2 separate regions of the Homo sapiens genome follow, and region 2 is linked to region 1. The links are chromatin contacts, found by Hi-C or POLR2A ChIA-PET in ENCODE. All regions are on one chromosome and are shown on one strand. Each heading gives the region's core, a stretch centred on a gene start or an enhancer-like site at or near the end of the contact. The rest is flanking DNA. Distances are from core to core; before and after follow the strand shown. Region 1 has its middle 20 kb from the start of LINC01672. Region 2 overlaps CAMTA1 (calmodulin binding transcription activator 1).

The links. A loop is a pair of places that touch in the nucleus more often than their neighbours do. ChIA-PET counts read pairs that join two places held with the same protein, here RNA polymerase II (POLR2A). Pooled maps may share reads with other maps.
Region 2: a map of HepG2 shows a loop between it and region 1 (2.5-fold over the local background). The contact joins two enhancer-like sites. A Hi-C loop is called at or near these places in 1 of 168 maps with a recorded cell type or tissue (HepG2) and 1 of 50 pooled maps. POLR2A ChIA-PET finds 5 or more read pairs at or near these places in 4 of 52 experiments (H1, HCT116, OCI-LY7 and 1 more).

Annotation. Positions count from the first base shown.
Region 1 is chr1:6,741,471-6,748,644 of GRCh38, reverse strand. No RefSeq gene overlaps it. Among named protein-coding and RNA genes, the nearest start is that of LINC01672, 20 kb to the right of the region's middle. Within about 2 kb of position 4,709, at least 22 of the 41 ENCODE cell types and tissues checked have a DNase peak (open chromatin) inside an H3K27ac peak, as active enhancers do.
Region 2 is chr1:6,799,470-6,806,643 of GRCh38, reverse strand. All of the region lies in intron 1 of CAMTA1 (calmodulin binding transcription activator 1), which reads right to left. Among named protein-coding and RNA genes, the nearest start is that of CAMTA1, 18 kb to the right of the region's middle. Within about 2 kb of position 4,388, at least 4 of the 41 ENCODE cell types and tissues checked have a DNase peak (open chromatin) inside an H3K27ac peak, as active enhancers do.

The DNA of each region.
Region 1 (7,174 bases), core at 3,460-5,959:
GCAACAGGGTGAGACCCTATCTCAAAAGAAGCATGAGCAAAACTGTCCCCATGACCCTATCACCTCCCTCCCCTGACACGTGGGGATCACGGGTCCCTCCCTCCACATGTGGGAATTACAATTCAAGATGAGATTTGGGTGGGGACACAGAACCAAACCACATCAAGAGGTATGATCATAGAGCAGCAGAGGAAATTCCAGAAGAATTAAAGAAAGAAACAGTTAAAATCGCTTTGGGGACTGGGGTGAGATTGCCGCTTTTCAATATTATTATCTTTCTGCTTTTTTTTACTTGTTATTGTATGTATACTATTTTGATATGTCAACTTAAAATAATCAAAATGGTCAGAGTCTGGTTTAAAGGGAGTTTATTCAGGCACAAAGTTTGAAGATGAGCTGCCTGGGAAGCACAGATTCCAAAGAATGGAAGTCAGTGCTCCAAAGTGTAGAAGTTTGCAACTGTTTATATAGACAAAGCTTGGGGAAGCGGAACAGAATCTCAACGTCTTTCTATATAAGGTTTAATGCATAATTACAATATCTGGTTGGTTGAGGTAGTCTTTCTTTTTGGGAAAGGTATATTTAACCTTCCACACTAAAGATGTAATAGACATGGGGTCTTTTGTCCCATCTGGTCTAGGTTAGGCACGGGACAATAAAGAAGGCAGTTCATCTACAACAAAGATCAGTGATTGGAAGGGGAGGAGGTTTGGTCTCTGGTCTCTCCCAGTCATTTACAGAACAAGAGCAATGAGGAAGAGAGTTAAACTATCACCTAAGAGCAGAAGTTGCATACATGCTATGGGAGTTTCCAGGGCTTAACTCCCCACATGGCATAATACATTTAGAGAGTCCTGAATATTTTTTCTTTTACAGATACAAAATATATAGATAGATAGATAGATATTCAAAATGCAAGCATATTTTCCAGGCTTTTTTTTTTTTTTTGAGACAGCGTATCACTCTGTCACCCACGCTGGAGTCCAGTGGCGTGATCTCAGCTCACTGCAACCTCTGCCTCCCAGGCTCAAGTGATTCTCCTGCCTCAGCCTCCCAAGTAGCTGGGATTACAGGTGCTGACCCACCACCACCCAGCTAATTTTTGTATTTTTAGCAGAGATAGGGTTTCGCCATATTGGCTAGGCTGGTCTCAAACTCCTGACCTCAAGCGATCTGTCCGCCTCAGCCTCCCAAAGTGCAGGGATTACAGGCATGAGCCACCAGGCCCGGCCCAAAATGCAAGCATTTTTTCAAAGCTCCTAGAGCTTGAGGCCAGGACAGGGGAAGCTTTGAAAGGTACTCCTGGGACATGGAGATGCAGCTTCGGACCCAGCCTCTCCCCGGAAACTGTCTTCACAGTGAAATCTTGTCTCAGCTCCATGCCTGCTGCTGTTCCCCGCTGCATCTCCTGCTGCTGTTGCCCGCTGCATCTCCTGCTGTGGCCAGATGACCCAGTCTGGGCTTGAGCAAGGGTAATGACTGATACAGATTTTTCCCAACCAGCTGAGAGATCGGAGGGTGACACTGTCAAAAACAGAACGGTGAAAAGAATGAACTGTAAAATTAATTAAATGTCATGCACTCAAAAACACAGCAAGCCTGGAATAAGAACATGGGCCAAGGCTTCAACAGTCAGCACTTAACTCCCATGTACCTCTTTATTGTCCCCCCAAGAGCGTGCCAAGAAATTGGGGGTTCATGCTGTCATCAGTGTCACCCCCCCCCCGCCCACCCTGAGCTTCTATCCCTTTAATTCCAAACTGCTCCTCTCCTGGGTTGACTCTGTTTCTTAGCTAGCACACAGCTCAGACAGCTCTCCATCTGATCCAGTAATCAGGAAATTTAAGAAAAGAAAAAACATCCAAAAAAAAAAAAATGGTGTGTAAGGTAATTTTGTCCCAGATCTTTCCCTCCGAGTCATGAACATAATAGATCTGACTTTTTACGTTGTGTGCCCCCCTAAGAAGCATAAAAGAAAGGTTACCCTGGCAAGCAGCTAGAAAATAGTTTAATTAATCCCAAAGTGTGTGCCTCGTTTGGAAAGCACATCACAAAAGAATCCTGTGTTTACTGAACTAGATCCTTAAGGCTATTATCCCTCCACCAATGGTGAGATTTTTCTGAGGGAGCCGCGTCCCTTGTGGTCTAGAAGGTACTGCCATTAAAACTAAGATCCACACAGGGAACTATGATTGAAGATGCTGAAGGTGCAGGAACTTTGCCCTTGGCAGAGGGAATTGGGGGTCCCTAAGTTTGTGCAAAGCTGTCTAAGCCCTAACCCTGTGGATTTCTTCACTCTCCTGAGCAGAGGGGAGGTGTGCCCAGCTGGCTTTCCCCAGACCATTCCCAAGGAGCAGAAGTGGTAGGGAGCTGCCTTTGGCGTGCTTCTGGTTGGCCATCCCTTTTTTGAAAGCAAATGCTGCCCTACCTTAGCAGATATGCTAGGACTAACCAGAAACTGGTTGCCTAAAATAAAAAAATGCAATCATGGATTTTTGCTTTTGTTTTTGATTTTGAGACCAGGTCTCGCTTTGTCACCTAGGCTGGAGCCCAGTTGCGTGATCATAGCTCACTGCAGCCTCGACTTACTGGGCTCAAGTGATCCTCCCCCCACCTCAGCCTCCCACCGAGTAGCTGAGACTACAGACACACGCCATCATGCCTGTCTCATTTATTTATTTTTTGGAGAGATGGGACCTAGCTATATTACCCAAGCTGATCTCAGACTCCTGGGCTCAAGCAATCCTCCCACCTCTGCCTCCCAAAGTGTTGAGATTACAGGCGTGAGTCACTGTGCCCAGCCTCCTCTATCAATTAAATGGGTGATTTTTTTTTTTTTGAGACGGAGTCTCACTCTGTAGCCCAGGCTGGAGTGCAGTTGCGTGATCTCGACTCACTGCAACCTCCATCTCCCGGGTTCGAGTGATTCTCCTGCCTCAGCCTCCCGAGTAGCTGGGATTACAAGCGCCCGCCACCACACCCGGCTAATTTTTATTTTTAGTAGAGACAGGGTTTCGCCATGTTAGCTAGGCTGGCCTTGAACTCCTGGCCTCAGGTGATCTACCCGCCTCGGCCTCCCACAGTGCTGAGATTACTGATGTGAGCCACCGCGCCCGGGCTTTTCTTTTTTTTTAAGAAGCTCAGGCCACTACATCATGGGTGAAACTTGAAAACATTATGCTAAGTGAAATAAACCAGTCACAAGAGGACAAATATTGTATGATTACACTCCTATGAGAGACCTAGAGTCATGGAATTCATAGAAAGTAGAATGGTGGTTTCCAGAGGATAAGGGGGTGGCGGGGGAATGGGGAGCTCTTGTCTAATGGGTACAGAGTTTCAGTTTCACAAGATGAAGAGCTCTGGAAATGAATGGTGGTGATAGTTGCACAACTGTGAATATACTTATGCCACTGAATGGTATACTTAGAAGTGGTTAAAATAGGACTGGAGCGGTGGCTCACACCTGTAATTCCAATACTTTGGGAGGCCCAGGTGGGCGGATCACCTGAGGTTGGGAGTTGGACACCCGCCAGACTAACATGGAGAAAACCCGTCTCTACTAAAAATACAAAATTAGCCGCGCGTGGTGGCACATGCCTATAATCCCAACTACTCGGGAGGCTGAGGCAGGAGAATGGCTTGAACCCGGGAGGTGGAGGTTGCAGTGAGCCAAGATTGCGCCATTGCACTCCAGCCTGGGCGACAAGAGCAAAACTCCGTCTCAAAAAAAAAAAGTGGTTAAAATATTAAAATATTACATTTTATGATAGGTATATTTTACTAGAATTTTAACAAATAAATTGGGCCAGGCAAGCTGGCTCACACCTGTAATCCCAACACTTTGGGAGGCCACGGAGGGAGGATCACTTGAGCTCAGGAGTCCAAGATCAGCCTGGACAACGTAATGAAACCCCATCTCTACAAAATACGCAAAAATTAGCCAGGCGTGGTGGCGCATGACTGTGGTCCCAGTTACTTAGGAGGCTGAGGTGGGAGGATCACTTAAGCCTGGGAAGTAGAGGTTGTAATGAGCTGAGATGGTGCCACTGCATTCCAGCCCGGGTGACAGAGTGAGACCCCATCTCAAAAAAAAAAAAAAAAAAAAAGGCCGGGTGCGGTGGCTCATGCCTGTAATCCTAGCACTTTGAGAGGCCGAGGTGGGCAGATCACCTGAGGTCAGGAGTTCAAGACCAGCTTGGCCAACATGGTGAAACCCCATCTCTACTAAAAATACAAAAAATTAGCTGGGCATGGTGGTTCGCGTCTGTAGTCCCAGCTACTCGGGAAGCTGAGGCAGGAGAATTGCTTAAACCCAGGAGGTGGAGGTTGCAGTGAGCTGAGATCGCATCACTGCACTCCAGCCTGGTAACAGAGCAAGACTCCATCTCAAAAAAAAAAAAAAAAAAAAAACACCAAATTAATTAACAAAAAAAAGCTCAGGTCTTAGTCTATTAAAAAATATATGGTATCCTGCTTTATTGTAGGTGTTAGCATTATGTTGATTTCAAAGACAGCTTAGAAGCCCAGGCAGGGGCAGCTCAGTGGGCATCTGAGGGCAAGCCCGGACTCTTCTGGAGCCTGGGAGGGAGGAAACTTCTCCTCCTCATGAGTAATGACTGTGGTTTTCTGGCAAACATTAAGGAGGAAGGAACTAAAAATACTTATCGGCCACTCTGCCAAAACTCCACAGTGCTCGGAACGTACCAGGCCAACATGTTGAAGCACTTTCAGAGTGAGAGGGATCTGCCTAAACACCAAGGTCAAAGTCATTTCACACCTTCGCCTTTGCCTCTCGCTGAGCCTGGTGCATAGGAGGAAGGACGGGGCCCCCAGCACAGCTCTAGACCACTGTCCACCCAGGAGAGAGGCAGCAGCAAGGGGAACCAGCCCAGACCTCAGGCGTGTGGCCACAGAGAGGCCTCCCCCAGCCAGCTGCAGGGCCCAGCCGAGCGCTACCAGGAGGGGCCTCTTCTGCTGCCAACTCTAACAAGCTAAGGCAGAAAGAGCATCATAGACATTTCCCTAATGTGTCCTCCCGAGCTGCAGGAATCCAAGCCGAGACACCTGCGGAGGTGGCAGAAGAAGAGGAGAAATAGGTGTGAGAAGACAGCCCAGGTGGAGCAGGGTCCTGGAGGGAGGAGCTTCTTAAACTCCACTGTGCACGTGACTCACTGAGGGGGCTCTGGTTACAATGCAGATTCTGATTAAGCTGATCTAGGGTGGGGCCGAGATCCCGCCTTTCCAACAAGTGCCCAGGTATGCCGACGCAGCTGGCCCATGGACCACATTTTGAGGAACAAAACAAACTCCCCCAACCCCCCGCCAGGCACAGAGGGCAAATAGGGATGGGAGTTGGGGGTTGGCAGTGGTGACTCGGGTGTGGTGAGGTCCTGGTTTGGGGACTGAGGAACATTTTCTGAATCCTGGCCTTACCATACAGGTGGGCATGAAAGCCAACGGCCTGTGACTTTGCATCAGGTGTTGTGATGGTTGAGACTGAGTGTCAACTTGATTGAAGGATACAGAGTATGGATCCTGGGTGTGTCCGTGAGGGTGTTGCCAAAGGAGATTAACGTTTGAGTCAGTGGGCTGGGAAAGGCAGACCCACCCTTAATCTGGGTGGGCACCATCTAATCAGCTGCCAGCTCGGCTAGAAAGTAAGCAGGCAGAAAAATGTGGAAAGAGAGACTGGCTTACCTCCCAGCCTTCGTCTTTCTCCTGTGCTGGATGCTTCCTGCCCTCGAAACATCAGACTCCCAAGTTCCTCAATTTTGGAACTCGGACTGGCTCTTCTTGCTCCTCAGCCTGCAGATGGCCTGTTGTGGGACCTTGTGATGGTGTGAGTTAATACTTAATAAACTCCCCTTTATATATATATCATATAATATATGATATATACAAATATATATATTTATATAAATACATATTATATATAAATAAATATATAAATATATAATATATAAATATATTTATAATTAATTATAAATATATTTATGTAAATATAAATATATTAATATATAATTATAATTATATTTATATAAAATTTATAATTTAATATGTATAATTATATATTATATAATTATAATATATAAATATATAAAGGGGAGTTTATTAAGTATTAAGTTTATATATATATTTATATATATATATATATTCCATGAGCTCTGTCCCTCTAGAGAACCCTAATACAGGTGTGAAAAAATGTTACTCAGTTTGGGTGCTGCCAAGTGGGTTTGGGGAGTACAGGCACCCACTAACCACTGGGGGAAAGAGTGTCATTGCAGAAAGGGCACACGCTGACCCAAATGAGTAAGCCTCAGTGTCTGACACACCTGGATTTAAATCCCAGTTGTTCCACATCAGCCATGTGCCCTTGGGCAGGTCATTCTGAGCCTCAGTTTGTTTATTTATCTATCACCTTTCTGTGACCGATAGAATAATGGCCCACAACCATGTATGAATACATTTCCTAACCCTCCGAGCCTGTGAATGTGTGACATCATATCACAAAGGGTCTTTTTTTATTTTATTTTTTTTTTTTTTGGTGAGACTGAATCTCACTCTGTCACCCAGGCTGAAGTGCAGTGGTATGATCTCAGCTCACTGCAACCTCCACCTCCGGGTTCAAGTGATTCTCCTGCCTTAGCCTCCCAAGCAGCTTGGATTACAGGCATGCACCACCACACCCGGCTAATTTTTGTATTTTTAGTAGAGACGGGGTTTCACCATGTTGGCCAGGCTGGTCTCAAACTCCTGACTCCAAGTGATCCACCTGCCTCGGCCTCTCAAAGCACTGGGATTATAGGCGAGAGCCACCTCGCCCGGTCCACAAAGGGTCTTTACAGATGTGATGAAATGGAAAGATGTTGAGTGAGTTATGGGGACTCTCCTGCATCATCCAAGTGGACCCAGTGGGATCACAAGAGTCCTTAGAAGAGGGAGGCATGAGAGTCAGAGTCTGAGAAGGAGATGGGATCACAACCGCCAAGGTCAGAGCGAGATGTGAAGAGGCAGCACTGCTGGCTTTGAAGAGGAGGAGGAGGGGACCACAAACCAAGGGATGTGGGCAGCCTGAGGGAGCTGGAAAAGGCAAGGAAAGGGATTCTCCTGCAGAGCCTAGAGCAGGAACACAGCTCGGCCAATGCCTTCATTTTGGTCCAGTAAGACCCAT
Region 2 (7,174 bases), core at 3,139-5,638, 58 kb before region 1:
GAAGAGCTGTTTGCTCTCTTAGAACCTGAAAAGTCCAATTCCAGTCTAACAGTGAATTACAGTGTTTCACCAAGGCAGCCTACTACATCAATAAATTAAAACAAAATTTTGTGTTTTTAAGGCAAGATGCTTGGGTGTCTGAGTTAGCCAGGACTTCCTAAGCATACAGCAAATCCATAAAATGAATTTAAACTCCCCAAATAGATCCTCAGATTGAATATAATCCCCATTATATCTCAGTTGTCTCTTCTGTGGAAACTAACAAGCTGATCCTAATATTCATACGGAAATACAAGGGAGCTAGCACAGCCAAAACAATCTTGAAAAAGAAGAACAGAGTTAAAGGACTGACAGTTCCTGATTTCAAAACTTACTACAAAGCTACAGAATCAAGACATTGTGGTAATGGCACAAAGATAGACATATAGATCAATGGAATAGAATCAAGACTCTAAAAATAAACCCACAGATTTATAGTCAGTTGATTTTCAACAAGGGTGCCAAGACACTTCAGTGAGGAAAGAATGGTCTTTTCAACAAATGGGCTAGGACAACTGAATATCCACATGCAAAAAAATGAAGCTGGAAGCCTACCTCACACTGTGTACAAAAATTAACTGAAGATCTATCAGAGAACTAAATGTCAGAGCTAAAACTACAGAACTCTAACAAAAAAACACAGGTGTAAACCTTCACGACCTTGGATATGACAATGGTTTCTTATTATGATACCAAAAGCATAAGTGACCAAAAAAAAAAACAAAAAAACAGATAAATGGGACACAATCAAATTTAAAACTTCTGTTCTTCAAAGGACACTATCAAGAAAGTAAAGGCCAGCACAGCAGCTCATACTTGTAATCCCAGCATTTTGGGAGGCCAAGGCAGGAGGATCACTTGAGCCCAGGAGTTCAAGACCAGCCTGGGCATAATATAATATAGAGACTCCGTTTCTATTAAAAAATTTCTAAATTAGCCAGACCAGTGGTGCCCCCCTGAAGTCCCAGCTGCTCAGGAGACTAAGGTGGGAGGACCGCTTAAGCCCAGGCAGGCAAGACTGCAGGGAGACATGACTGCATCACTACACTCCTGCCTGGGTGACAGAATGAGACCCTCTCTCAAAAAACAAAAGCGAAAAGACAACCCACACAGAATCAGAGAAAAATCACATATCACATGTCAATCATACATTTGAAATCACATATCTGATAAGGGACTGATATCTAGAACACATATAAAGAATTCCTACAACTGAACAGCAAAAATTCAATTGACTCAATTCAAAAATGGAAGAGGATTTGAATAGACATTTGTCAAAGCAGACATACAAATGGCTAATAAGCTCATGAACAGATGCTCAACATCATTAGTCACTAGGGAAATGCAAATCAAAACCACAATAATATACCACTTCCCATCTACAACAATGGCTATAATCAAAAAGATGGACAATAACAAGTGTTTGCAAGAATGTGGAGAAATTACAACTCTCATACTTGCTGGTGGGAATGTAATATGATCTAACCACTTTGGAAAAGTTTGGAAAACAGTTCCTCAAAAAGTTAAACAGAGTTAACTACGACACCACAATTCCACTCCTAGGTATCTTTCCAACAGAAATGAAAACATATGTCCATATAAAAGCTTGTACACAAATGTTCACAGCAGCATTTTTCTTAATAGCCAAAAAGTGGAATAACTCAAATGTCTATTAACTGGTGAATGGATAAACAAAATGTGGTATATATCCACACAACAGAGGATTATTCAAAAATAAAAGGAGTGAAGTGGCCAGGTGTAGTGGTTTACACCTGTAATCCCAGCACTTGGGAGTCCGAGGCAGAAGGATCACTTGAGCCCAGGAGTTCAAGACCAGCCTGGCAACATGGCGAGACCCCCATCTCTATTATATTAAATTTAAAATTTTTTAATTTTAAAAAAGGGATGAAGTAACAGTACATGCTACATACAACATAGATAAAAACCTTGAAAACATTATGCTAAGGGAAATAAGCCAGTCAAGTCACAAAAGGACAAACACTACATGATTCTATTTATATGAAATGTTCACACTAGGCATAAATATGCATAAAGAAATAAAGCAGATTAGTAATTGACTAGGGCCGGGAGGAGGAGGCAACAGGGAGTGGCTGCTAATGGGTACAGATTTTCTTTTTGGAGTGATGAAAATGTGGAATTAGAGAGTGGGGACAGTTGCACGAAACATGTAAATATACAAAAGAAAACCCACTCAATTATATATTTTAAAAGGGTTAATTTTATAATATATGAATTACATCTTAAGCTATTATTAAAAAACAAATCAGGCTGGGCACAGTGGCTTATACCTGCAATCCCAGCACTTCGGGAGGCCAAGGCTGGAGGATCACTTGAGGCCAGGAGTTTAAGATCAGCCTGGGCAACATATTGAGACCCTGTCTTTACCAAAAAAAAAAAAAAAAAAAAAGAGTTTCGCTCGTTTCCCAGGCTGGAGTGCGATGGCACAATCTCGACACACTGCAACCTCTGCCTCCCGGGTTCAACTGATTCTCCTGCCTCAGCCTCCCAAGTAGCTAGGATTACTGGCACCCGCCACCATGCCCAGCTTTTTGTATTTTTTTTAGTAGAGAAGGGGTTTCACCCATGTTGGCCAAGCTGGTCTGGAACTCCTGACCTCAGGAGATCCACCCGCCTCAGCCTCCCAAAGTGCTGGGATTACAGGCGTGAGCCACCATGCCTGGCCAAAAAAAAAAAAATTTTAATCAGCTAGGCATGGTGATACATGCCTGTACTCCTAACCACTTGGGAGTCTGAGGCAGGAGGATCACTTGAGTCCAGGAATTCAAGGTGCCAGTGAGCTACGATCACACCTCTGCACTCCAGCCTGGATGACAGAGTGAGACCATCTTTAAAAAGAAATAAAATAATTTAAAAAAGAACCAAATCCCTGTAACTACTGAAACCACTGTGAAGGTTGTTTCTTTAAAAACATACACTTTCCTCTTTTGTTTAGCAGAACATACTCAGTATTGCTTTTCTGAATTTACTCAAGGTCAACACTATGAAACATCAATGACTAAACAGCTGTAAATTCAGAGAATTCAACGGTGCGCAGGCTAGTAGCCCTTTACATAGTTATCTCCAAACTACTATTCTTTCACAGTATTCCACCTGTCTTCTATAATTTTGTTTCCTCCTTCTACCATGAAAAATCAAGAACAACAAGAGATCAGAGGCAGGAGGGATATACTAAGGAAAAGGTGAAGGACTGTGCACACAGGCAGCCACATACACTTAAAGAGAGGCTGTTTTCTGTTTTCTTCCCCGCTTGTTTTCTGCTTTCTACCCATTCTGAAGGCAACGTCTCCCATTCTTACTAAGGATACACATCTCCATCCTTTTATGTTTACCGACCCAAAACAAGGGGAAAAGTGGGGAAGCCCACCCAAATAGCTGAACTGTGGAAGACCTCAAATGATACTGACATCACCCAAACTGCCTGATTCCACCTGAGAACACCCACAGGGCAAAGACCGCACAGACCATAGCATTCCAAGGTGTTCTGCTTCTCCACTATTCAAAGAAAAAGTTCTGGGGCCGGGCACGGTGGCTCACGCCTGTAATCCCAGCCCTTTGAGAGACTGAGGCAGGTGGATTGCTTGAGCTGGCCAAGAGTTCAAGACCAGCCTAGGCAACATAATGAAACCCCTGTCTCTACTAAAAACATAAAAATCAGCCGGGCGTTGTGGCATATGCCTGTGTTTTCCAGCTAAGTCCTCAGCTTGGGGGGCTGAGGTGGGAGGATCACTTGAGCCCAGGCTGTCGAGGCTTCAGTGAGCTGAAATTGTGCTACTGCACTCCAGCCTGGGCGACAGAATAAGACCTTGTCTCAAAAAAAAAAAAGAGAGAGAGAGAGACAAAGAAAAAGCTTTGAGACAGTTACTACACCTACCACTAACTTACTCCACACACACCCAGGCTGGCTGACCAAGGACACTTGGCCTTCTATCTGTAGCTACACTGAACACTTTCTCTGCAAAACTCTATAGCATCTGAACATAAGACACTCCTTTAGGAGTCAATATCTTTTCTTTTACACTGTTTGATGGGGACAGAGTTTGAGGTGCCAGGACCCCCTGCTATGATAACCAGCTTCTCACACAATCTCCTCTCACTCTAAGACCCTCTAAATGATCAGCAGGCTGCTGGATCTAACCAACCTTCTTTCATAGTCGACCAGAGTGAGATGATCACCTGGCCTATGGAAACAAAGCAAATGGCTGAGAGGAGTCAGTCCAATACCCAGTCTTGAATATTTTTGTACTGAGCCATAGAAATGGGAGTCAGATGATGATGAGTACTGGAACTAGAGTCAGGACATGCAGGAGCCATGACTAAGGCCACTACATGTAACTCAAGCAAGGAAGCTACATGTGAATGGAAAAAGCCCAGCTCCAGAGAAGACATGTACTCCAGACTCTCCAGATCCAGTTCCCACTGCCCAGCTGCACTTCAGTTTCTGTCCCGAGAGGCTACGATTGCTTCTGCTCTTCTTAGACTAAAACTGCTTTCACTTGGCCTAAACTGTGTGGCTCATGGGACTTGCAATCAAAAGTGCTCTAATCTAAAGCACGGCCTGCTTACCTTCCCTGACATCAACCCCAAACCATCTGTTTCCTAGTGTTTATTAAGAACCTCAGACTTTTCTGAATGAGCTAGCCAATCCTCTTTACAAATATAAATATTGCAAATATTAAAATCTCACCTAAAAATCACTTTCTGTATAAATGAACCTCAGGGCCTGATTACCATCACTTTTTTTTTTTTTTAATGTGTGATTCTGACAGTTTATTTAAGGCACAGCCTCCCACCTTGGGGTCATGAAAATATTGGCCATATATTTACTGTTAGGACATTATAACTAGTTTTCTCATTAAGCTTCAAATCCATTTGAAGTTTTTATTTTTTTAATTGTGGCAAAATATGCATAACATAAAATTTACCACTTTAACCCTTTTTGAGCATACAATTTAGTGAAATTAGGGACATTCCTATTGTGTATCACCATTAGCCATAGCTTATTTTCAAAGCATTCTGAAAATCATGACTTTTTTATTTTTATTAAACAAGTGTTTATGTTCCCTCATCAAATGACAAGGGCCAGGAGCCTCATCAGTGGCAGGACTGTGGCAGGACAGTGACGAAGGTAGCAAAGAGCACCCACAACAACTTGGAGCAGCACCAGAGCAGCTAAATCCATCCTCAGTTCCTCCAGACATGGCCACAGAAGCTAAAGAGACTAAAAATACTTGGAGAGGACAGATAAAAAGCTGTCAAGGATATTTAGCCCAGTTAGAGAGGTCGCCACTATCACCATATTTGCATCAGAAAACACTCATACAAGCTGCAGTGGGAAATATTTAGAATAATTAGATTCAGTACAGAAAGCCTGATGTTCCTTCCCTCCCAGAATGCCTGGAAGAAATCTCTGGGCCTTGAATTTGGTCAAGTTATCTATGATCAATTTCTGGAGGACCCCTAGGAAGAAAGACAAGTACTTCAAAAATGTTAAGTGCCCACTCTCCACCCTTCTAACTTGTTATAGCTTTCTTTTTAGCACAACAGCCTCTATCAAGAAAACCAAATGAGGAAGAAACTTTCATCAAAGCTTTGTGAAAGCAAATGATTCAGCCAGAACATTTCATAATGGCTGAGATGGAAAGGATAAGGCAGGGAATGTTTACACGAACACCAGGAACTTCAACTTGCCTCTCAGTATCTTTAAAAATGAAAGAAACTTCCAAAAATAAATTATGTTCACGGCCTCTCCAAACGCGAGGCCTATAGGAGGCCCAGGGAGCAGGTTCAAGTGAAGATGTGATATGATCAATGACAGTGGGCCCACAGCAACTCCCCAATCCACACGAGTTTCTAAATAGGAAGAGTCTTCATTTACTGAATTACTGGGAATCGATAGATTTTAATAACAGTTATATTAATCAACTCCAGAAAGTACAACTAAATGAATATAAATACTACCTTAAACATAAAAAGTCTGAGGTTAGCAAATATTTTTCATCTGTAATCATATATTATTTAAGTCTATTTTCCAAAACTATGAACCCTCATCTATGTCTGAACAAAGACCTCAGATCTGTCATACAGAATAACTATGAACATTTTGGTGTTGTACATCTTTTTTAATAAATTTAAATTTTTTTACATTTTGTTTGTTTTGAGACAGGATCTCACTCTGTCATCCAGACTGGAGTGCAGTGGCGTGATCGTAGCTCACTGCAGCCTTGACCTCAAGGGCTCAAGTAATCCTCCAACCTCAGCCTCCCAGGTACCTGGGATCACAGGCGCACACCAACACATCTGGCTAATTTTTTCTATTTTTAGTAGAGACAAGGTCTCACTATGTTGCCCAGGCTGGTCTCGAACTCCAGGGCTAAAGCAATCCTCCCGTCTCGGCCTCCCAAAGTGCTTAGATTATAGGCACCGAGCCACAGCACCCGGCCTACGTTTTTTAAAGTAAATATAGTATATTAAACAGACAGACCTAAAAAATTAAGCCCTCTATGTACCTCAGAAAGGAGATATCTGAGTGTCTGTAGTTCAAATCCCCCCATACAGCTTGAGTCAACATATTATTCTTGTCCTGGAGCAAGGACCTCAAAAGGAAAAGATACAGTTATACAGAATAGCTGAATATCAGGAAAGCAAGCCCTGAAATGAAATTCCATATCTCCGACTTCATTTCCTTACACAATAGTCCCCCTCTTATCCATGGTTTCAGTTACAAGCGGTCAACTAAGGTCCAAAAATAGGTGAGTATGGTACAATAAGATAATCAGAGAGAGAGAGAGACCACATTCACACAACTTTTATTACAGTATATTGCTGCAACTGTTCTGTTTTATCATTAGTTATTGCTATTAATTATTAATAGTAATTATTATTAATGGGAAGGAACTTTCGAGGTCATCGCTAGGAAAACCCTTTACCCAACACATGAATCCCCTCAAAATGACTACCAACTATCTCATTACATAAGAGCTGAGGTCTGAGAAAAGCAAGATGAGGAAAAGCTGTGCTGGAATCAAGAGTGATAAATGCAGAAATACCATCTGGTAAAAGAAGGTATGGAGGCCATGGAGAGAAAGGCTTCTAG